3 separate regions of the Homo sapiens genome follow, and regions 1 and 2 are each linked to region 3. Evidence: chromatin loops called from intact Hi-C (ENCODE). Cell type or tissue: MCF 10A. All regions are shown on one strand.

Region 1 (8,000 bases), 190 kb after region 3:
CCTCTGGTTTGTGGGGTTCAGGGCAAAAGTACAAAGCCCCGCACCCATAGTTATTTTCTAGTGTTAATCAAGCTAGCAAATTCTCACGTATTCCTCCTCCCTTGACAAAGGTAGCTTTATAACAGCCTAGAAGGCCAGGGACAATTTAGAATTTTCAGACTTTTCAAAGTTATGGGTCAGACACAGAAATAGCAGACCTGGCCAATGAACAGAGCCCCTTCCCTTCCCCACCCAAGCTCCCTCTCTCCTAGGGGGGCCTCTTGGGCACCCACGGGGACTCCCTCCACTCCTACCCAGCCCACATTTCCAAGCACTTTTACGCCCCAGCAAACAGCTGCCCCTTTGTGAGCTCTCCAGGGATCAGGTCTGCCTTCTTTTCTAGGGCTCAGGCCTTAGAAGCTGGTATGGGTCCCTTTGGGCTGGGTATTCATTCCATCCAGGTCTTGGGAGGGAGGGGGCAGCATGGTCTCTGGGTAGCAAGCCCCTTTGGACCTACAGACTTCCAGCTCTGTGGGGAGGGGCACACCCCCCCCCAACCCCCAGAAGGCCAGACTGGGCCCTTTAAACCCAGGGGATAAGGATAAGGGGGTTCTTCCGCCCAGGTCTGAAGGCCATACTGGCTGAGAGCCTTCTCTATATTACACTAACTAGATCAACTTTTTCTTTCCTTGAAGCTTTCTGGGAGGGTGATTCCTATACAAGGAATAAAGATGAATAAATAGATGGTATAAGAGAAGATTCCTGTTCAAAAGGGGTGAAAGAAAAAAAGTTGAAATCTTTGTGGCTATCTAGAAAAAAATTGACAGCTGATATCATGGTCTGAAAGGTAGAAAAGGTAAAATATTCCTCAAACAGCAAATGTGTTGACAGCGTTCTAGAAAGTCTGAGATGGGATCCTTGCCTCATGGCATAACTTGGGCAAACCTTAAACTGTGTTCTTTCTGTGTTTGAAAGTGGATGTCCTACCCAGACCTTTGCAGAGACACCAAAAGAGCTGGATGAAGACCTGCCAGAGGCACCAGGGCAGCCAAGCTGAATCCTAGGACGTGGACACACTGAGTCAAGCTGGGCAAGGGAGGTTTGGGTCCGCTGCAAACACAAAGGCCTGAGGGACCCCCATGGGAGGCAGGCATAGGAGCTCACGGTCAGAGGAGCAGCAACGGCATGGGCTTCACCCCCACAGCTGACCTAGCATCGGCTTTGCCTTTTCTCAATCAGGGCAAGTTGGTCAGTTCTCCAGGCCTCCATGTTTTAATTCTCTAGAATAGCGATATCACCTGCCCGCATCACCAGGTGGTGATGCCCTTAAGAACTTAGCACGATCTGGCACATGGTAAATTCTCAAGATGCTTCATCTAGAACTGAAAGCGTACGGGTCAGAGCTAGCGCTGAACCCAAGATGTGGGTCACCACAGACCCCAAGCTGGGTGTGCTGCGGGCGGAGGAGTGGACGGGGTTTTGAGGAGAGGGGCACACCGGAACACATAAGGTACAGCGGTCAAGAGGTTAAGTGTTACAGGTCCCTATCCTGTTTTGGGGCAGGGGAAGGTGTTGCTTTTGCAAGTCGCCCAGCCAGAGATGGAAAGAACAGGCACCTAAGGCCCCAAGTTGCTGGCATCCGTGAGCTCCGAGGGGGAGAAGGACGAAGCCGCCCTGCACCCCGCTGGGCTCCAGGGCCGCGCGGGTGCCAGTGGAGAGGCCGGGAGGGCTCGGAAGAAAAACGCCCGGCTCACTGGAGTCGGAGACGCAGCCACTCACCCAGCAGCAGCAGCTTAAGCTCACGGCGCGCGTCCTTCTTGTCCCGACGAAGCTGTCGCTCGATCTCCGCGCTGATGCGCTGCGACTCCTTCTCCTCCGCGGACAGGCAGCAGCAGCCGGCCATGGTGCGCTCAGCTCAGTACCCGACGGGGCGACGCGGCCCCGGGCACCCGAATCCTCGGCCCGGCCGCTCACCCGGCCAGCATGCGACGGGCACAGGGGTGTGGAAAGAAAAGACGGGGGCCGACTTGAGCTTTGGAGTAAGACGCCTGGACCTCCGAGGCTCAATCCCCCTTCGAAAGTCGGCTCTGAGGCGGGGTGAATGCCGAGCGCTGGGAACGCTCGAGTGCACCCCGGATCCGGGCTCAGCCCGCCCCACTCTCGCTCTGGGGAGGAGGAGGGCGAGTCGAGAAGTTGGGAGCGTTGCTGGCCCCGGGAAGATGCGCGCGCCCCTTGGCACAGGAGCCGGACAGCAGTCGGGGGCGCAGACGAGTTGGAACGTCGGTGCTCGGGGGAGAGTAGGATCTCCTGGGCCTAGGGGTGTCCCCAGGCGGGAGGTAGGCGCGGAGTGGGTTGGAGGCAAAGGACCTGGCTGGCCTTTGCCTGGAAAGTTCTGAAAACCTCAGCAGTGACCGCAGACTAAGACTGAGTGGAAAGGTTCCCGCTAGCGTTTGTGGCTCTAAGTGGCAGGAGGAGGCGGAGCATCTTGAACCTGCAGCCCTGGCGTCTGCTGGACTTGCCCTTCTGGGCACCCCAAGCCGAAGGCGCCTGGAAGTGAAAGGGGACGAGCAGGGGGCGCGGAGCTGGGGGTGGGAGCTGGCACCTCTAGGAGCAGCTCCCACACTTGCCTCCCTGGCTGGGGCGTCCCGGCCAAGGTTTGCTGTAATCTGCGCGTCTGGCCGCCAGGCACCGGGTTCCGACAGGTGAGTGAGTTTCGCCAACTCACTCGCTCGGAGAAGGCGGCAGCAGGCTGGAAGAGGAGCGGCGCCAAGCGTCTGTTGCGGGACACAAAGCCCCGGACCTGAAGTGGAAGCTTGCCCACCAGCTTCACCACCACGCACACCCGGATTTCCTAGACTGGCTCCTTCCGCTTCCCGGACGCCCCGGCCCAGCTCGGGCTTGGCCAAAGCCCTTGGTCAGCTCGGCAATTTGCCTGTAAAGTGTGGCTGGGCCTGAGCCTGCTGGCTCTGAGCTCGGAGAAGGAGCCGCCGCTGGGTTCAGTTATAAGAGAACTGCAAGAGCCCAGGGTAAATATCCTCTCGGTCTCCGGACGAGGGGGCTGGGGAGAAAGGGAACGGCTGATTGCTTTGCATTTTATGATGGGAAAGACACCTGCTTTGTAGAAAGGGCTGATACGTTCCTAGTAGCACCTGGCAAGTTTCCTGCCCAGCCCTGAAGCCTAACAGCCGCCTTGCGATTGTGTCCGCACTGACACCTTGGCCTGTATCCTGGACCGTCGGGGTCAAGTTTGAGCAGCATTAATAAAAACTTTAAAAGCACCTCTTAGTACTTAAGTGACACGATAAAATGCATATTACAACATCTGACTTTTGTCTGTGTAGATTTTGATGCAGAAAAGGGAAGGTGGGGAGAGGGGATCCTATTGGCCACAGCAATGAACGTTCTTTCCTTCTCAAGTCAGTATAGGCCATATGCTAATGGGGCGTTAGGCAATTAGCTAGCGCTTCCTCTACTAAGAGCAGGCATAAGTGCCTTTCATTTGAGTAGCATATATTTTATAAATTCAAACTGAGGAGCACATTGAGTGGAATGGTACGTGTCATTATATAAAGAAGTTGGTATCGCGATGCTATCTGGCTGCATGTTCTTATTATTTTACAGTTTAAGAAATGTAGAGGAATCAGACATTAAAAATGTGCATACATGCTTTAATGTGTGACTATTTTAGTTTTCTTGCAGGCATAAATTGACAGTAACAGTGACCCCTACAGGAAAACTCCTGGACATTTCAGATTTGATCTTTGGCCATTTAATAGCCTGTTTCTTCTCTCTTAGCTCTTACGGATTCATTTACAATTTGAGAATAAGATCTCTTGGCTTCTCAAAGTCATGGTTGCATCATAATTGTTATCATTTAAAAATTATAAAAAATTTTTAAATGATTAAAACTAGGGCAAATTTGAACTCTTACGTTAACGGGAATTACTGATACTGACCTATTAGGTTTAAAGTTGGCAAGATTTCAAAAACAGTTATGAAACATATTGATTAGGGCAAATCTGTACAACTTTCCTGGGCTAGTCAGCTTGGCAGTATATATCTGAAGCCTTAAACATGTCCGTCCCCTTCGGCCAAACCAGTAATTTCTCCCTTAAGAAATAACTAGAAAGAAGCCTCATGACTGATGCAAAGGTTTTATTGCCAATACAACAACAAAAACTCACAACCTAAATACCTAACAACAGGGAAGAGATCACTTAAATCATGGTTTATCCATACAATGAGATGTTTTGGAGCCATTAAATATGTGGATATGCGAGTAGTAAACATGTGAATAAATTTGGAGAAAATCCTCAAAATATATTGAATGAAAAAGGCAAGATCCAAAAATATAAAGAGTATGATAAGATTTTAGTATAAGAATACGCATACACATTTTTAAGAGACTGAAGGGACACACATCAAAAAGGTAGCTTGCTGTGAGTCATGGCTGTTTGGTTGATTTTCATTGTTCATTAGAAAATTTGGGCTGGGTGCAGTGGCTCACGTCTGTAATCCCAGCACTTTGGGAGGCCGAGGCGGGCAGATCACCTGAGGTTGGGAGTTCGAGACCAGCCAGCCTGACCAACATGGAGAAACCCCATCTCTACTAAAAATACAAAATTAGTTGGGTGTGGTGGCACATGCCTGTAATCCCAGCTACTCGGGAGGCTGAGGCAGGAGAATTGCTTGAATCCGGAAGGCAGAGGTTGTGGTGAGCCAAGATCACACCATTGCACTCCAGCCTGGGCAACAAGAGCCAAACTCCGTCTCAAAAAAAAAAAAAAAGAAAGAAAAAATTTGGGGCAGCTTGCATAAAATTATTTAGGCTCCACTTTCCTTAACTATAAGATGAGAGGGATAAGCCAGAATAAGCTCAAAAGGATCACCCAACTCTAACATGCATTATTTCTTTGATGACATTCACACTTATCCAAAATAAATTTATTTAAAAATAATCAAAAACCTAAAGTTGTTATTGAGCATCAGCCACTGGTAAGAAACAGAAAACTGGGATATCACAAGTCAATCATTTTTATACTTCTATGTTTTATTCATCTCTGTTTTCCTTATCTGTAGAATCTGGAAGGTAAAATGATAATAATTTTAAGATATTAATTCATTGGAAACATCTTTCCAGGAAGGGGTAGTTTTGAGAAGAGTTCTCAATAAAAGAGAATATTTATTTTCCTAAGTTATTTCAAAAAAGCTGCAATTTTATTTTATTCATCTTGAAGACGAGAGCGCAGACTGGACCTGAGTTTCAGATATCCACCAAGTGTGGGGCTACAGGGGTGAGCTAATTGTCTGATATCCCTCTGAATGTCCACTAGGTCCATACCAGCCCCTGTACCAGGCAGTGAGGATTCAGGTAATAAGACAATTCCAGACTTTCGGTAGAGCTATAGTCTAGTAGAAAGAAGTAAAACTGAGACCCTGAAATCTGAACCTACCCCTTCCTGCTTCCTTCCAGAGAACAGTGAGAGCACAGAGTCACCTGAGGGCGCTCCCCAGGCCTACAGATATGCACAGCAGCCTCATCTTCCATCACTCTCCTGGAACTCTAGACAAATGGAATTTTCTGTTCTCCCTACCTCCTGCCTCCATGCCTCGGTGCATGCTGTTCCATCTTCCAGGAATACCATCTCTTACCCTAGGCAAAATTAGGTAATTTCTTTTTCAATTACATCTCTTCTGAGGAAGCAACTCCAGCCCTTGTCAGTTACATCCATCTTTCCCTACTGCTGGAACACTGTCAACATCTCACTCTATTACACCCGTCTGTTTCTTCTAATCTATGAGTTACTCACAGGTAAAGAGTTTTTCTTACTTATCCTGGTATTCCTAAATTAGCAAGTTTCAGTTGACTAACCTTAAATACTGAAACCAAGAAGAATTAGTCTGAGATGCAAGAAAAGAAGGTTCTTGTGGTGGAAGACAGTGAAAACCAATAAGCAAGTACAAAACAAATGAATGTATAACTTAGGAAGAACTTGTATATATGAGCTGCCCTCACCTGCCACTGGCCCCCTTAGAGAGAATGACTGCCCTGTTTCTAATTCAGAATGCCAAGGAAATGTGCAAATAGAGGGCTGGAAAGATGCAGTTCACTTTCACAAGTGTATTGTCTCTGAACTTAACAAGTAACATAGAGTAAAAATAGGACCTTGAGGAAGTTCACAAAGCACTAATACTAATGTACCTTTGCTGCTCTATGTCAGCATTTTTCAAACTGCAGTTGTGACACATTCCTAGGGTGTGGCCAATATTTTTTCTTAAGAATAAAATATAAAGAGCCAATATCAAGGTTGCTGTATGTATTATTATTTAATAAAATGTTTTTTAACTTTTTTTTTTTTAAGAGCCAGAGTGTCTGTCACTCAAGCTGGAGTGCAATGGCGTGATTATGGCTCACTGCAGCCTTGAACTCCTAGGCTCAAGCAGTTCTCCCACCTCAGCCTCCCAAATAGCTAGGACTACAAGCCCATGCCACCATGTCCAGCTATTTTTTTATTCTTATATTTTGTAAACGCAGGGTCTCACTATATTACCCGGGCTGGTCTTGAACTCCTGGCCTCATAGAGTCCCCCTGCCTCAGCCTCCTGAAGTACTGGGATTACAGGCATAAGCCACCACATCTTTAGTTTTATTTTATTTTTAAGCCAAATACCCAGAGTTCAGTGAGAAAAACTTTAGTTTTAATTGTACGTGTATCAACTCTTAAGCAGCTCAGTCATCAGTGGGAGTCTGCTTGTCCATCTCCTGAATGTGTTAGTGTAAATGATTCCAAATTTTCTAATTCATTTTTCTGAATCCAATATGTTCTTTTTTTTTCAGTTTGAGTTCAATGTGTTCTCTAAAATGTTTTCAATCCTTCTTCCCCGTCACTTCTACTCCCCATCCCACCCATTGGCTCTAGTTTGGTAGGTGAGAGTTGATGGAGCAATGATGGATAATGATTGATTGATTGATTGTTTTTAAAAAAATTTTAGATTCAGTGGGTACATGTGCACGTTAGTTACATGGGTATATTTTGTGATGCTGAGGTTTGGCCTTTAATTGAACCTGTCACCCCATTAGTGAACACAGTAACTAATAGGTAGTTTTTCACCCCTTTCCCCTGCCCCCACTCCCCACTATTGGAGTCCCCAGTATCTATTGTTCCCAACTGATGGATATTTAGATGGATGTGTAATACTGATGCTAGTGGTTGCTTGCACTCAACATCTATTTTTTTTAAGGCAATCAACATGTCAACATGTTGCTCTACAATATTCTCTGTCTGAAGACCAGAAATTGTTTATTATATAACTGTTACCGAAAACGCTGGGATGATAGACAATGAAGTCTGCCTTCAAACACACATGACTGTGAGTAGGCAGGAATTGATATTGTTTGTTTTTGAATGTGACTTTTCATTGAAGTTGGGGAATCTCAAGAAGAAATCAAACTCTTTAAAATGTGAAGTTTGGAGGTGATTATTTGGCTTGTTTTCTTTTCCTTTTTGCTTAAATTTCCCCCTCCATTTACATCACTCTCTTCTTGAATGATCCCATGTTAATAACCTAGGATGTATTCTTCACTTCTTTGTGCTCTGATAATCCTATATAAGAGTAAATAATTTCATAGACGTGTAAATATACACAGAGTAAGTTTGTCATCATTAGTTTTAAAACGAAGCTACATTACACGAACTCTATATTTTGTTTTTCTCATCCAAGAATACTTTGTGAAATCTAAGTAAACAGTTTTACCTCTGATTTATTCTTTTTAATGACTACATAATACTAGATGATGTGAAAGGACCATATATTATTCAACTTTTCCCTTTGAAAGGTACTCATTTTTGTTTCCAGTTTGGGGCCACTAAAAACAAAGCTCTAAAAGCATCTTTGTACATAAATCCTCATATGCTAGCGTTTTTATTTCTGTAAGATAGATTCCCAGGAAAGAGACTGCTGGGTTGAAGGATAAATACATTTTTCATTTTAATAGATGTGGCCAGATTCCCTTCCAAAAGA
Region 2 (8,000 bases), 660 kb after region 3:
CTGGGGCGCAAAGAAAGGAAAAACAAGTGGAGTAATATTGGAAAAAGACCTTATATGAAATATATTATCAAGAAATAACTGGAAGAATTAGACAAATAAATGAATTTTGATTCATTTCTCACACCATGTACAAAAATTAACTCAAAATGAATCAGAAACAGGTGTTGATTCTGAATGTGAGCTTGGATTAGGGAAATAGTTTCAGATCTGATACCTAAAGCACAGCCATAAAAGAAAAACAATCAATAAGTTGAACTTCATCAAAATGCAAAACTTTTGCTCTATGAAAGACATTACAAAAAGACGGGCCAGGCATGGTAGCTCCTACCTGTAATTCCAGCACCTTGGGAGGCTGAGGCAGGCACATCACTTGAGCTCAGGAGTTTGAGACCAGCTTGGCCAACATGGCAAAACCCTGTCTTTACTAAAAATACAAAAATTAGCTCAGTGTGGTGGCATGTGCCTGTAGTCCCTGTAGTCCCAGCTACTCGGGAGGCTGAGGCAGGAGAATCATTTGAACCTGGGAGGTGGAGGTTGCAGTGAGCCGAGATTGTGCCACTGTACTTCAGCCTGGGCGACAGAGTGAGACCCTGTCTCAAAAACAGAAAAGAAAAAAAAAAGAAAAAGAAAAAGAAAAGAAAAGATAAGCCACAGACAGAGAAAAAATATTTGTAAAGCACTCTTCTGACAACAAACTTGAAGCCAGACTATATGAAGAACTATCAAAACTCAACCAAAAAAAGACCAAGTTTTTTTTTTTTAAATAGCAAAGTTTTGAACAGATACTTCACCAGAGGAGATATATTGGTAGCCAATAAACATATGGAAGGTGCTCAACATCATTAGTCATTACGGAAATGCAAGTTAAAACCATGATGAGACAATGCTACACTTACTAGAATAACTTTAAAAAAGAACCTGACAATAATATCAAGTGCTGTTGATGATGAGAGGCAACTGGAACTCTCAGATATTGCTGGTGGGAATGCACAATGGTACAACCTCACTGGAAAACCCTCAGGCAAAGAAATGCAGGTGCTGCTGTTGAAATCAAACAGCTTATGAGGAAGTGGTAAGGGCAAGAGAATATGGGTGGAGTACCCATAGTATCTGTTAATACTCCCACGTAATGAGTTCTTCAGTTCTGAATTTACTGAGAGCTCTGTCAGGTTCTTGTAAGTTGGCCAAGTCAACCATAAAAATTCTATTGCTTTGCATTTTTTACAGTGCAAGTCAGTTTCTCAATCCTGACTAAGAAACACAAGAAAGGAGGAAAGATGGGGCATTTGCCTGCAATGTCAGATACAACCAAGCCAAAAGCCTACACCCCAAAGCCCTGTGTATTTGGAGGTGAGCCTGCCCTGGTCCTCCAGGAGGATATCCAGGGTCGCCCAGACCAGATTTTGCTTTCTCACCAAGGAATGTCGCCCACCACGAATAAAAGATGCCTTTGCAGATTGAGGTTCCGGAGTGTGAGTTTATCAAAGAAGGAGCAGGAAGAAGGAAAGAAGGGAAAAAAGAAAAGCCCCCACATTTCTGCCAGCGCCTCATGCAGCTTACTAGCTCCTCTCCCAGGGCCTCCAGGAGGCTCTCTTCACATGGAAGGAGGCTGAAGAGCAGGTCTTCCAGCAGTTTAAAGTCTCTGGAGGAACTTGTGCCACAATCCATGCCTCCTCTACCAACTGAACTCTCAACTGGGTCTGTTGCCTTCTGCCAAATGTTATTTACATCTCCAGGAGACATAAATATTGGTCACAATGCCTGTGAATCTTGAAATTCTATTCTATTCTATTCTCCCACCTACTATAGTAAATTCCAGACAGCGATAGGCAAAAAAGAGCCCTAGGCAAGGGCCCACTTTATTCCATCTCTTTCCTTGGACAATTCTATTAGGTAACAAAAGAATCAACTTTATTAGGTATAATAGGCATGCAAGAAAAACATTTATTTAAAATGCACATCAGGCTGGGCGTGGTGGCTTACGCCTGTAATCCCAGCACTTTGGGAGGCCAAGGTGGGTGGATCACCTGAGGTCAGCCTGACCAACATGGAGAAACCCTGTCTCTACTAAAAATACAAAATTAGCCAGGTGTGGTGGTGCATGCCTGTAATCCCAGCTACTCGGGGGGCTGAGGCAGGAGAATCGCTTGAACCCAGGAGGTGGAGGTTGCAGTGAGCTGAAATCGGGCCATTGCACTCCAGCCTGGGCAACAGGAGAGAAACTCTGTCTAAAAAAATAATAAAATAAAATACAATGCACGTCAATGAGATTTAACAAATATATATCTCTGCATATAAGTCCCACTACAATTAAGTGATAGAGCACTTCCATCATTCCAGAAACTTTTTCTCATGCCCTTTGCAGCCAACCTCTGTCCTAGGAAACAACTGCTCTGCTTTCTGTTACTATAGCTTAGTTTCAACTTTTCTAGAATTTTTCATCTAAATGGAATTATATAGTATTATGCTTTTGTGTCTGACTTCTTTTGCTCAGCCTAACTTTTGGAATTCATTAATTTTAGTGTGCATTAGTAGTTCTGCTCCTTTTTACTGCTGTGATATTCCACATCATTCTTTAATATAAAGACAACTTTTCACCTCTGGATTAAGAGCTAGACCTGCAATAGCAAACTTAAATGCCTAGAGAAGACAGGCCCATAATGCAAACGAGAAAAGGGGTCTGGTATAAGAAAATTTATTTTTAAAAACACTACTCCTCTTGTTATATCCTCATTTTCTAAAGAAATGCTTCGTTTTCTTCAACTTTAAGGAAAATAGGAGTGTATGTATGATGATAAATAGCAACCGACACCTGACTTTGGGGAGAACAATAAAGAATGAAGGGGATGGTGGCAGATTCCAGAGTCCACACCCATCTAAAGGAAGCAGCTTTGCCGTATAGGAACACGGGGCCAGGTTTCACATCTTCTTATTGTTCCAGAGAAGCAGGAAATCTGGGTTTGTATGTGAAATCTCCTGAGTTTTAAATGTTGAAAACAAATTCAAATTTTATTAAAGCACTGGATGGGCCAATTCTGTTCAGGTCAAATAAAACAAATCTGGGGGCCAGATGTGGACTGGCAGGCATCACTTTGTGTCCTCTGATGTCGACAAACTAAAAGCAAGCCCAAGCCGCCCTCTCCACTGTGCTTTTTGTAGAAACATCTTGGTCCTGCTGGGACCTCCCAGTCCAAGGAAGCACCAGGGATGGCTTACCTCACTGGCTACATGGAAGAGAGGAAAAAAGGAAGAGCAAAACTCATTTCAAGGTCCCAAGAAGAAGAGAGGAAGAGAATATTTACTCCAGGCTAGTTATTATTTTTACCACCCTCCTGCCCCATACTAGAGCATCATGAGAATACATATATTCGAATCACCTGGGGTGGGAAAACAGGTTCCCTTCCGATTTATTTGATCTGTTGGGCCTGCTGTGGTCTTGCATTTTAACAAGCTCCTCGAGTAACTCTTATCCACACTGAAGTTTGACACTCGCTGCATTGGGTTTTCCAGTCTTTGCTACAAAATGGTTCAGTTGCCAATGAGAGTTCATTTTGTCCTACATCTAAATTTGAGTTCCCTTTTGTAGGAAAAGTAATGGGGAAGAAGGGAAGGCTTTGAGCGCCCCCTTGGGGCTAGCTTGGTGAGTGAACAGCTTTATAGTGATAAGTGATTTTTCAGAGATGTTAGGAATAAAAATAATAAATAGTATACTATTTATTATTATAATAGCCCATACTAGCATTAGGTATTGTGACTGGCAATTCACATATAGTATCTTATTTAAGCCTATCAGGCAGACACTATCATTACCTGCATTTTATTTTACTTTATTTTTATTTTTATTTTTGAGACAGGGTTTCACTCTTGTTGTCCAGGCTTGAGTGCAGTGGCACAGTCTCGGCTCACTGCAATCTCCACCTCCCAGGTTCAAGCGATTGTCCTGCCTCAGCCTCCCGAATAGCTTGGATTGCAGGTGTCTACCACCATGCCCGGCTAATTTTGTATTTTTAGTAGAGATAGGGTTTCGCCATGTTGACCAGGCTGGTCTTGAACTCCTGACCTCGGGTGATCCGCCCGCCTCGGCCTCCCAAAGTGCTGGGATTACAGGCATGAGCCATTGCGCCCAGCCTTTATTTTATTTTTTAATGAATAAAAAGCTTTTAATTGGAAATTCTTTAAACAGGATACCCCAATATCCAAATAACATATGACCTGAATTTTATAGAGGAGGAAATTTACCTGCAAATCCAATGGCATGGCTGATCACCCTCTTCCTTAATATATTTTTTTAACTTGGCGCCCAGGACACCACACTCTTTCTCATTTGCCTCATATCTCACTGATTCTTCCTTCTTGGTCTTGATTGTAGTCCCCTCTTCTCCCAGATCAGTTCATTTGGATTGCCCCAAGAATCAGTCCTTGGTTTTCTTTTCCCTACAGTCACTTTCTTAATAAACTCCTTTGTCAATATGCCAATGAACCCCAATTTTTTATATTGTAACTAACATCTCTCCTGAATCCCTGACTCATATACGCAGTTGCCTACTTGATATGTCCACTGAGATTTCTCGGAGACCCCTTAAACTTAACATGTCCAAAAATGGGGTTCTCATCTTCTCCCACAAATCTACTCTATTAGAGGGTTTTCCCATTTCAGATGATAGAAGCTCCCAATTGCTCATACTAAAATCTTTGGTGTCATTGTTGACCCTCTCACTCATACCTCTGGCCGCCACTCCCTCCCTGGGTTGAGTCATCACCCTCTCTCGCCCGGAGTATTGCTACAGCCTCCTTTTGGTCTTTTTGCTGTCAAACTCGTGTTCCAAGAGACTATTCCTAACATAGAAACCAGAATGATCTTCTTAAAATGTAACTCAGATCATATCATCTCTCTGCCTATAATCTTTCCAAGGCTTCCCATTTCACTCAAACTAAATGCCAAGTCCCTCAGATGGCCAATAAGGCCTTCTACAAGCAGGGCCCCATCACCTCTTTGACCTCAACTCCTGTTATTCTCTCCCTTATTCACTCCACTCTAGCCATACTGGTCTCCATGCTCTTCCTGACATGTGCCTGGCTTGTTTCTGCACTGGCTCTTTCATCTGCCTGGAGCACTTTCCCCAGGAGATTCACTTAGCTTACTACTTCACCTCCTGCAAATCTTTTCTTGGATGTCACCCTCTCAATGAAGCTACTCTGTCTCCTCTACTTCAAATTGCAACCTGTTGCTCTCTCTCTACCAAACTTCTTATCATGCTTCACTTTTCCCATGTCATTTTATGGCTTTCCAACACATTATATAATTTAACTATTTATTACATTTTTAGTTACTTTTTCTCCCCCAACTAGAATATGAACTCCAAGGCAGCAAGAATTTTTGTATTTTTGTATGTTTCTGTAACATATTCCAAGCACATAGATCAGTGTCTGACATGTAAAAGCAATTGTTGTTGAATGAACAAGACATGGAGAGATTACACTTCAAGCCATAAGTATTTCAATAACTCATTTGAGAAGAAAACCTGAATAACCAACAGTTGTTTTCTCCTTATAGAGAAGCAAACTATAGCTCCGTGAAGCCTGTGCTTGGGCAGCTTCTACATGCAGCAGTGCTGAATACCAACACCTACATTTCCCCAGAGAAACAGCGTACAGCAATGTGCTGTCCTCATCCACTTCTTCTGAAGTCAAGTCCCCAGCAGTTGTATCACCTGCAGAGTTGCAATGCACAGATTTGGGCATTGTCTTATTTACCTAATTTACTTGGGGGAAATAATGCTGACTTAACAAGTGGTATTTTTCCTTACAGTAAGAAGCAATACATGGTCTGTGGTGTATGTTTTTATATACTACTTACATGTAAAGATGAGTCCTCTGAAGTTGTAACTCACAAAATGAAGCAGTATAAAATTGTGTGAGATGAATGTTCTGTAATGAGATTTTGCTGAGTAAGGCTGACTTGTCATCAGATATGCCTTGATAAGAGATGCAATAAATGGTCCTGCTTTGTGCATCTTGAGTTGCCAGCAATTGTATTTTTCAGAGAAGCAAGCCTGAGAGTTCTTTGCAGTGAGAACGTTGGGGACTCAGTGTGGAGAGCAAAGCTGATGTGCTTGCAGTTGTGTCTAACCAGGATGAGCAGCATGGTGCTCTAGGCCATGTGTTCTTCATTTCCTTTACTTGGCTAGACAAACCCACGTGGATGGATGGCAGAACCTATCCCAACCCTGATAGTAGATTGCTCCCAAAGCTTCAGGCTTCCAAAAGAAATCCAGATCCTCTTCTTCCCACCTATTGTCACCAACCCCAAATCCCACACAGGCTCCACCTCTAGTCTTCCCCAGCCATTACAGGCATGGCTGCTCCTAACCTGCTTAGAAAAAGTAAGAAATTAAAGACCAGATTTCACAGAGATAATGAATGAGCAATTTGAAATATTAATTTGTTTTTACTGTTGAATAAACAGAGAATTCCAAGAACCACTGTCAGAGAATAAATGGAGAGGGGTAGGAAAAAGAGTGCCTGCACTGCACCTCTGGAAACATTTATCAAATTTACCCATACAAATTCCCAGCAGTCTGACCACACATATAACCACTCAGATTTATAGCTCCATCTCTCAGAATTGGAGGATTTGCTTCAAGGAAAAATGTCAATTACACAGAACACTAGAAGGTGAAAGAAAATATTCCAGTCCATTTCAGTGATTACATTGGGTCAATGCTGTATTTTTTGGTTGCCAAAATAAAATCAGCTCAAAAGTGTATATGAAAAAGAAAATAAATCTCAATCTTAGTGACCATCTTTTCTGGTTGGAATTGTTTCTTCATAAGGTCAAAATGTAGCATAGCTTATCATAGCCAGTAGTTCCTCCTTCACAGTGGATTCTTGGTGGTAATTGTAATGACAAGCTGGCTTTGTAGCAAAGAAACCTGAACTTATTGAAATACTTGCTTCCCTTGACATCCAGGGCATCACACTGTCCAGGATTTCCTCTAACCTATCTGGCCACTTCTCTCTCATTACGGGTTCCTTTCATCACCCAGACTTCTAACCATTGGATTGCCATAGAGCTCCATCCTTGAACCTTTTCTCTACCTTCATTCCCTCCATTGATGAGCTCAGTCTTTCTGATACCATCTGTATGCTGACGATCCCTGCATTTCTATCTCCAGACCAGGACGTTCCCCTGAATTCCAGACTCCTCTAAAGAAAGGCTTACTTGACACCTCCATTTGGGTATCTTTAACAGGCATAACAAATTTAACATTTCCCAAACTAAACTCCTAAATTCTTTCTCCACACCCCAACCATCTTTCTTGTCTATCTCAGTAAATGGCAATTGTATTCATCTAATTGCATAATCTAGAATTCTTGATTCATTTCTTTCTCTCATAATGCCCCATATTTGATCATTTGGCAAATCTCATTGGCTCTATATTTAAATTGTATCCTGAATCCAATCACTTCTCACCACCTCCTCTGCTACCACTTGGTTTATCAAAGCCATCATCATCTGGTTTATTGCAAATAGCCCCTTAAGTGGTTTCCCTGCTTCTACAATTGCCCCTTACAGATGATTATCTACACCAGTGGTCTTTACCGGGTGGCGCCAGACCAGCAGCATCAGCATCATCTGGGAGCTTGCTAGAAATGCAAATTCTCCTGGACCACACCTGACCTAGTCCATCAGAATCTCTGGGGTCTAGTAATCTGTGTTTTAATAAGCCCTCCACTATGATTCTGATACATGTTCAAGTCTGAGAACCACTGCTGTATAGAGTGGCCAAATAATTCTTTTAAAAATTCCTTCAGATCATGGCCATTTCTCCCCTCAAAATTTCCCAGTGATTTTACCAGCTCATTTCAGTAAGATCCTCAGTCTTTCTCATGGCCCACAGGGCCCACTGTGATCCCTTTCCCATTCCCGTAAGCCCCTTTCTCTCTATTCTCCCTTCACTCACCGTGCCCCAGCCATCCTGGCCCCTTCACTTTGCCTC
Region 3 (8,000 bases):
TACGATACACTACTTGCCAAATACATATAGTTCAATGGCAACTGGGGATCCATTTTCTCACAGGATAAAACTGCTCAGACTCCAGCCGATTCCATAGCTTGTAAAAGTCAGAAGTCTTGCTGCAGTTTCTGCTAATGCTCAGAAGTGAAAGCTTCATGATTCAGTATCTCTTCTCATTTGCACAGGCACAAAGCTCAGGCTCCTCGCCCGCTCCGTGCAGCATCCGATCTCTTCAAAATCTTGGATTTCACAAGGAAGAACCGCATTGCCCAGCCTTCCACTACCTGCGTAGTTCCACCCCACACCCCCGGCTCCCCTCTTTCTACTTCTCCTGAAGCTTTGGATTTGGTGGTTCCAAAGTCTTCACCGTTTCTTACAAAAGTGACTTCCCCTTTCCTCTAACACTAAGACATAAAGGAGGAAGTCTCAGATTCTACCCCTAAACTTGTCAGTCTGATCTACTTCTGTGAACCCCCTTTGTTTTTGGGTGGCCCATTATCCATTCTCTCTCCTTCGGGTTACAACTGAGCTTGGGAGGATAACCTTTCGCTCGCTGTGTGCATCTTGGCACACCTGTTAATTCAGGTCTCCTGCTCTCCTGTGGCTAAGTGCCAGGCCACTCAGACTTTGCTGAGCTGTTGAACCTTGAGGGGAGTTATCTGATAATAGTGGGGACGGGGAAAAGGAACAGATGAAATTCTTTTATTTTGGTGGCAACTGGCCATCAGGATTTTTTTTTTTTTTTTTTTTGGAAGTGAGACCCCTGGAGTTTTCAGGTTCCTGTCCATTCTGAGACTGTTTCTTTAGCCTGCTCCTTGATTCCATGACCTCACTATAGCCTTTCCATAAACTCTCTTCTGCAAATGTGAGTCAGTTTATTTCTGTTGCTTACAACCCAGAAACCTGACTCTCTGCCCCACCAGTAGAGCAAAGGCCTTTCTAATGCGAACAGTCAGGGTCAACGAAAAAAGTTGTTTTGCTTTTAATGTGACACATATATTAGCATCTCCCATGAATGTTTAGTTTGGGAAATGCCCTAGATGTTCTGGATTTTATTTCTGAATCTATTCAAAGGCTGTGGATTCCAGCCATATGGTTTGCATTAGTTTTCTATTGCTGTGTAACAAATTGCCACAAACTCAGCAGCTTGAAACAATACCTTTTGATGATCTCAAAGTTTCTGTAGGTCGGAAGTCCAGGCAATGGTATAACTGGGTTCTCTGTGCAAGGTCTCACAAGGCTGAAATCAAGATGTTTGCTGGCTGTGCTCTCATCCAAGCTCATTCAGGCTGATGGCAGGATCCAGGTCCTCAGGACTGTAGGACTGAGGTCCCTGTTGTCTCATCAGCTGTCACCTGAAGGTCTCTCTCAGCTCCTAGAGGCTGCCCTCAGTTCCTGGCCATGTGGCTCTCTCACAGCATGGCAGTATCCTTCTTCAAGGCTAGCAGAGACTCTCCTTGAACTCTAGATCTTCTTTAATGGGCTGATTAGGTCAGAACACCCAGGATTATCTCCTTTTGATTACTTAAAGCCACTGATTAGGGACTTCATTACATCGGGACTTCACTTTGTATATCCCATAATCTAATCGTGGGAGTGACAGCCAACACTGTCCTGCCCACACCCAAAGGGGAAGAGATTATGCAGGACGTGTACACCAGGGGGCGTGAATCTCAGAATTCTGCCCAGCACATGGTCTTGTTCCCAGTTCTCTGGGGAGCAAAACTACCTCTTACTTTTCCCTCGGCTTATATTTTTAAAGTGTCTACGATACCTCATATAGGGTTATTGTTAGGGTTACTGTCTCTGTTCACATGATGCCCCACATAAGGAATATATATTCTTGGAGTTAAGAACCAAGACCCCTTATGCTTCGCTGAGAGACTGGTAGGTTTTGCCTTGTGGTCCATAGGAATCGCATGAGTGAACCTGATTCTCTTTTCACTTTAGCTAGTGGGAAGCTCAGAAACAAATATGTGGCTAAGTCTAAGTAACTGAGTAGAAGTTTATGAGTACTTGTATCTTACAATACCTGTGTTTCATTCCCCCACAGGCCCCTGCCCAGCCTCACTCTTTCATTTTAATTCAAAAACTTTTCTGGCACTGATTACTATTTTAAGGTAGACAGTCTTATAAGTAGCCTCTAATGTGTTGTATAAGGAAATAGGGTATACATAAAAATGAAATAAAATAATAATAATAGCTAATCTAAACTGAGCCATTATTGTGACCACCTAGTATAAGCATGATCATATATGATCTTTACAACCACTCCAGGAAATAAGATACTTTAATACCCTTATTTAATAGATAAGGAAACAGATGAGGCCTAGAGAAGATAAGAAGTAGTACCAGAACAACCATTCAATTCCAAGCGTGCCTGACCAACAGAGCCTAGGCTGTTAACCATCACACCCTATTGATTTAAATACATTTACATTTTAAAGGAAGGAAAGAGTGGGGACAGTTGGCTGCCTGTGCAACTCTCCAGACTAGAAAGAGACCATTACACATGTTGTAAAGCCCAGAGGAATAGTTTTCTGCACATCTTGCCTGGCAAGTGCTCTTCTACAATGTAAAACAAACTTCTCTGAAGTACAGAACTTGGTAATAGCTAAACCCCGCTTGAAAGTAGAAAACGAAGTTCCAGAAATAGAAGAAGGGCTTGGAAACAAGTAAGTAAGCATTTTCCTTGGTAAGTTATAAACAGGTGTAAGAGAATATCTGACACCAAGACCCAAAAGCACGATGTGACTGTTTCCATATGGAAGACTTGCTAATATTCACCGTGGAACTGAGGAGTAACGTATGTTCTTTCTAAAACAGAGTATGAAAAACTAGAGTTGATAAGACACATTCTGAAGGTACATCGCTGATGCCAGCCCACATTCTTTAACCCTACTCCAAAGGATATTATTTATACAATAAATATAATATAGTTATTGGAAAATATTATAGTAAAAATAAATACAATATTTAAAAAATAAATCAGCTAATAATTATTGTCAGAGGTTTACATCCATATCAATATCAATGTGATGTTTATGAAAAAAAATAAACACAGCTGACGAGTTTACGTACTTACCTAGGACCATAAATAGCCTTGACTAGGGACAGCCAGGACTTAGGTTTCATGCCTGTGACTCACTAGGATTCACTGTGACTCACGACGCCACGTAGTGGCAGCTTCCACAATTGCAAGCCCATTAACAGAAGCAAGACCCAGGGTGCTTACTTTATACCTAACACTTACAAAGTTTCAGCCAGAACGACGTAGCTAGGTTTTATCTTGAAGTCTGTTTCAGAGCTAATATGAAGGTAAGAACCCAGGCATTCTGACCCTTTGAGAAAGTGGGAGCGAGAGAGAAAGAGAGAGACAAGGAGAGAGAAAAAGAAAGAGACTGAGTTAGAGTTTAGTGGAAGGCGCATCTTTGCTGCAACTTTTCAAGTTAGTAGAATATTATCACCAACACAAAATGCCCCTTGGGGGTCTATGTTCTATAAATTCGAATTTTATTAGTAGTTCTTTGAAGTACATAAAAATTGACAAGAGAACTTAAGTTGCTTCCTGCAATTATAAAGTGAATGAGTGGTAAAGGGACTAAGCCCAATTGTGTATGCCCGTAAGCTTTCCATAGTACTCCATCAGTGTCTTATAGACAGCTCTGTGTGATGGACCGGCAATGCCCTACCGGAGTGTGAGAAAGCAGCCAAGAGGGCAGCTGATTTCCCTTGCACACAAGGACACATGTGAGGTTGTCCTACTCTTTGCACTGAATTTAACTACATGTTTCCAGCGACCACATTTCCCATTGACATGCCTTTTACTTCATAAGCACCTTCATCCGGGCTATAGACACCCTCACGCCGCCCAGCCTGCTACTCTTAATAAATTTTCAAAATCCTGCTCCAATGATAATTCAAGTCTAGTTTTGTAGTAGTTCTCCCTCAACACCAAAGCTTACAGATTTTTAAATAAAAAGGTCCTCCTTGGCTCACAGAGAATCATCCAACAACATTCCTTGCTCTGCTTTTTTTTTTCTTTTTCTTTTTTCTTGGTGTTTCACTTTTTCCACTCTTTTCAATTGCTTGAAAAACTCTTAAGCACACCAAAACAAACATCTGGGTCACAGCTTGCTTTAATGATGTGCTTTTGAAACGGTGGTTTTAATCCTGGATGCATTTTTGGTTGTTTTCCTTTTGTAGTGATAGCCCACAGGCATTTCTGCCTGGGATCGGGATCATAATGAGGGGAACAGGGCACTCCAGATTTCCCAAGGGCCTGCTTATTAACACCCCAGCCTTGCGCTTCTCAGAGCGTATGTCCTGTCTTTCCTCTAGATGGCACTGTGGAGCAGAGGCGACTGTCTTAGGGACCCGCTTCTTCCTCTATCAGCCATTACCCACTTCTCTGCAGGTGAAACCAGGCCCAAGTGCACAGCTTTGAGGGGGGAAAAGAAAGTCTCCTGGGAACTCTTTGCAGCCTGGGGAGAATGTGGAAGCAGTGGATGTTCTGTCTGGGTAGCAGTGTGGCGGACTAGGAATGCGCTGGCCACGCGCGCCTGAACCTGCAGTGGGTTTCTGATGGATTAGTGACTGGTGAGAAGACCCCATCACAGTAGGGCACAGTTAGCGAAAGTTCCGGATTTAGTTAGCCCAGATATCAAAGTCTCATCAGAATATGGTTGCCAAATAAAAATACAGGACATCAGTTAAATTTGGATTTCGGATAAACAACAAACGCTTTTTTAGTATAAGGATGCCCCACGTATTTGAAGAGAACTTGCACTGAAGTCTCTTCTCAATTTACTGTACTGTTTTCCTAGAGTAAAGATACTAAAGAAATCTGTGCACTTTTGTATCACAGATTGTTTATCAACATCGAGGGCTTTTCTCTGGCTTTCAAAGCAAATTTGGCATTAGCAGGGCTACATCCCGAGGGGACACAGCAGAAATCAGGGCCCATTTATTCCTGAACAGTATCTCTACTGTGCTTTCCAGAGTTCCACAAAGTCCACCTCTCTGCAGAACCTAAGCTCCTTTTATCACAAGCTGGAGGGGGGGGGGTTGTCCTCTTCTCCCCCTTGCCCAAGACTCTAGCCCCACCTCCTCATGGCACTCTGTCACCAACAATAAGTCATCGCCCTCCATCCCTTGCTCATGATAAAAAAGTAAGGGACATGCGCAACAATGAGAATGTACTTAATGCCACTGAATTGTACACTTAAAAATGGCTAAAGTGGCTGGGTGTGGTGGCACGCGCCTGTAATCCCAGCTACTCAGGAGGCTGAGGCACAAGAGTCACTTGAACCCGGGAGGTGGAGGTTGCAGTGAGCTGAGATCACATCACTGCCCTCCAGCCTGGGCGACAGAGTGAGACCCAGTCTCAGGGAAAAAAAAGAAAAAAAAGAAAAAAGGCTAAAATAGCAAATGTTATGTTAGGTATATTTTACCACAATTAAACATAAGGAGCAGGGGGATTGTCTTACTGTAAGATTGCCTGCAGCTCAGCCCAAGCCCAGCCTGCCCTCACCTCAAAGTCTTCTCCAGTGCCCTCCTGCCTGGGTAATCCAAGCAAAATGACGCCTGGCCTCGCCTCCTGTCTGCTTCCATGTGCTCTTTCCTGGGCAGTGTGCAGACCCAGGATGTCTCTTTGCAACTTCCTCCCCAACATACGGCCCCAGGCACCGCCTCTTGCCTCAGGAGACCCCACTGCTCTCAGGTCCTCATCTCCAAGGTCCCACCCGCAAGCTCTTTCCTGAGCTCTCCACTGTCAGTCCCACTTGCAGGGGAGGCTGGGCCTATAATTTCTGCTACTTATAAGCTATTAGCAATGCCTGATCCCTCAACAATTTCATTTTTTATTTTCCAAATGTCAAATGAGCTTCTCAGCAGCCAAGCCTAATAATGTGTCCTTATTTGACCCCAGACTCCCCTGACTTCCAGGTACAAGGCTTTCTCACAGCCCACGGGGCCTAGAAAGTGCCTTATATCCTCCTGGCATCTCTCGCCCACCCTCTGCCAGGCATTCTGTGCCCTGCCCATCCCGCTACCCCACTGTGGCCGGGCAGAGGAGACTGGTTTGTGTCCTTGTGCGGGCACCAATGGGTCTCGTGGATCCCCTATAGCTCCCTGCATTTCTCACGGACAAGTTCATTTCCCTCTCTGCTTTGGTCTCCCTGTTCTTTTTCTCCCATCCTCCAAACCTCCCATCAGAAAAATTCTTCCAAACTCTAGTGAGCTGAATCGTGTCTCCATCAAATTATCTCCTCCTGGAACCTCGGAATTTAACCTTACTTGGAAAGAGGGTCTTCACTGATGTCATTGAAGTACGGATTGAGATGAGGTCACGTTGGATTAGGATGGACCCCAAATCCAATGAGAGTGCCTGTAAGAGACAGAAGAGGACAGAGGGAGACACAGGGCAGAGGCCGACGTGAGGATGGAAGCTGAGATTGCAGTGTTGTGTCCGCAAGCCGAGGAACACCAAGGGTTGCCGGCCACCAGCAGCAGCTGGGAGAGAGGCATGGAAAAGATTCTCCCTTGGAGGCTCCAGGGGGAACCAGCCCTGCCGACACCTTGATTTCTGACTGCTGGCCTCCTGACCTCTGAGAGAATAAAGTTCTGTTGTTCTAAGCCACTCAGTTTGTTAAGACAGCCCCAGGAAATTAATTCATAAACCAACTGGCAAAACTCTGGACAGACGGGGACCAATGACTGAGCCTTGGCTGGGAGGGCGTCTGCAAGCAACTGTGATGGACTAGAATCCCTGCAGGTCCTCACGGGAGCTCCTAGGAAAGAAAGGGCTGTGGGGACGAGTACGCAGGAAGCAAAGAGAAAGAAATGAAGGGGCCAAAAAAGCATCTTTAGCCAGACCTGCCCCCTGACTACGCCTCGGCTATGGGGGATGGAAAGGGTGTGCCCAAGAATGAAAAGAACGAAGTGCATTATCACCATCACAGGCTGTGGGGCGTGGATGGAAGAGCAGGGGCCAGGTCCAGTGTCGTTGACTTTGTTTTTTTGTAAATTGGATTTATTTATAGCACCTCTCCCTTACAGGTCTCACCGAAAAACCAAACCAAATCAACCCAGTGGGATCACAGACGTCAAGGGCTCAGAAAATAAAGTATAAAGTTAGTTTGTTAACCCTAAAGCTGTTCTCTAACTCAATTTATCTAAGGGAGACAGTTCCATTAGCTGTGATAAGTGGCAGATATCCAGCCTTCACTCATGCTGATCAGTCACTGAATGATGGGCCTTCATGAGTCCCAGGTGGGTCCCCAGCAGGCTCTCACCAGGCCCCCGCGGAGGGCTGCAGGGGGTGGCATCCGCGCTGTGAGTGCTGCAAAACTTGGCTGTCCAAAGTGAGCTCCTCAGACCAGCCACAGCACACCAGCATGGGAGCAAGAGAGTTTGCTAACAATGCAGAATCTCGGCTCCCACCCCAGATAATGACTCTGAAGCTGCGCCTTAGCAAGATCCCGGGTAGTTCATTTGCATTATTAACATTGAGAAGCTCTGGAATAAAACATGGGCTTGGGCCTCAACGGTGATTCTTAAAACATCCCTCTAGAACAAAATTATTATATTCTAAAAAGTAAAAAACGGGGCTCAGAAAGCTTGGGCAACTTGCCTGATGTCACACAGCTTGTAAGCAATTGGGTGGGATTCCATTTTTTATTCCAAACTCATTTTCTTAGCCTCGCTCACCATCTTTATCAGAAGGGGTAAATGACAACACGGGGATCCTATACCATGATCCTATATCATAAGGATCAATTAGGAAGTAAATCATCATGGATACAGTCCTTATAGCTTTATACTCACTTTTATTTTAAGGTATTGGCAATATATACCCCCCAAACATGCTTCTCTTAAATCAGCATGCGTTTACTGTTAGAATTTCTTGAATAATAGTATCCCAGCAAACCGTCTTTCCCTAAAAAAGGCCCAGTGCTTTCTGATATTCTCCTGAGCAAGAGTAAAAGCCAAAGAACATA

The links. Peaks named below come from ENCODE experiments on the same cell type or tissue, not always from the same donor. Only the 100,000 strongest peaks of a DNase experiment are listed, where the experiment ranks them.
Region 1: a loop joins it to region 3, with 19 times the contacts of the local background. A loop is called at or near these places in 57 of 110 quality-filtered maps.
Region 2: a loop joins it to region 3, with 15 times the contacts of the local background. A loop is called at or near these places in 23 of 110 quality-filtered maps.

The regions. Positions count from the first base shown.
Region 1 is chr9:77,645,912-77,653,911 of GRCh38, forward strand. GNA14 (G protein subunit alpha 14) reads right to left here and starts at 2,411. Exons shown (of 7, transcript NM_004297.4): 1 at 1,759-2,411. The coding sequence starts at 1,882. In MCF 10A, a CTCF peak has its summit at 3,718 (motif pointing left); no DNase peak of the experiment used is centred here.
Region 2 is chr9:78,118,090-78,126,089 of GRCh38, forward strand. No RefSeq gene overlaps it. Among named protein-coding and RNA genes, the nearest start is that of GNAQ, 90 kb to the left of the region's middle. In MCF 10A, a CTCF peak has its summit at 3,617 (motif pointing left); DNase peaks (open chromatin) are centred at 1,062, 3,612 and 4,752.
Region 3 is chr9:77,453,848-77,461,847 of GRCh38, forward strand. All of the region lies in intron 2 of GNA14 (G protein subunit alpha 14), which reads right to left. It overlaps GNA14-AS1 (GNA14 antisense RNA 1), which reads left to right. Exons shown (of 5, transcript NR_121184.1): 2 at 2,448-2,675. It overlaps LOC124902185 (a long non-coding RNA gene), which reads left to right and starts at 3,236. Exons shown (of 2, transcript XR_007061598.1): 1 at 3,236-3,318. RefSeq lists an enhancer at 1,547-1,666. In MCF 10A, CTCF peaks have their summits at 1,672 (motif pointing right), 3,165 and 4,334 (motif pointing right); DNase peaks (open chromatin) are centred at 3,154 and 4,334.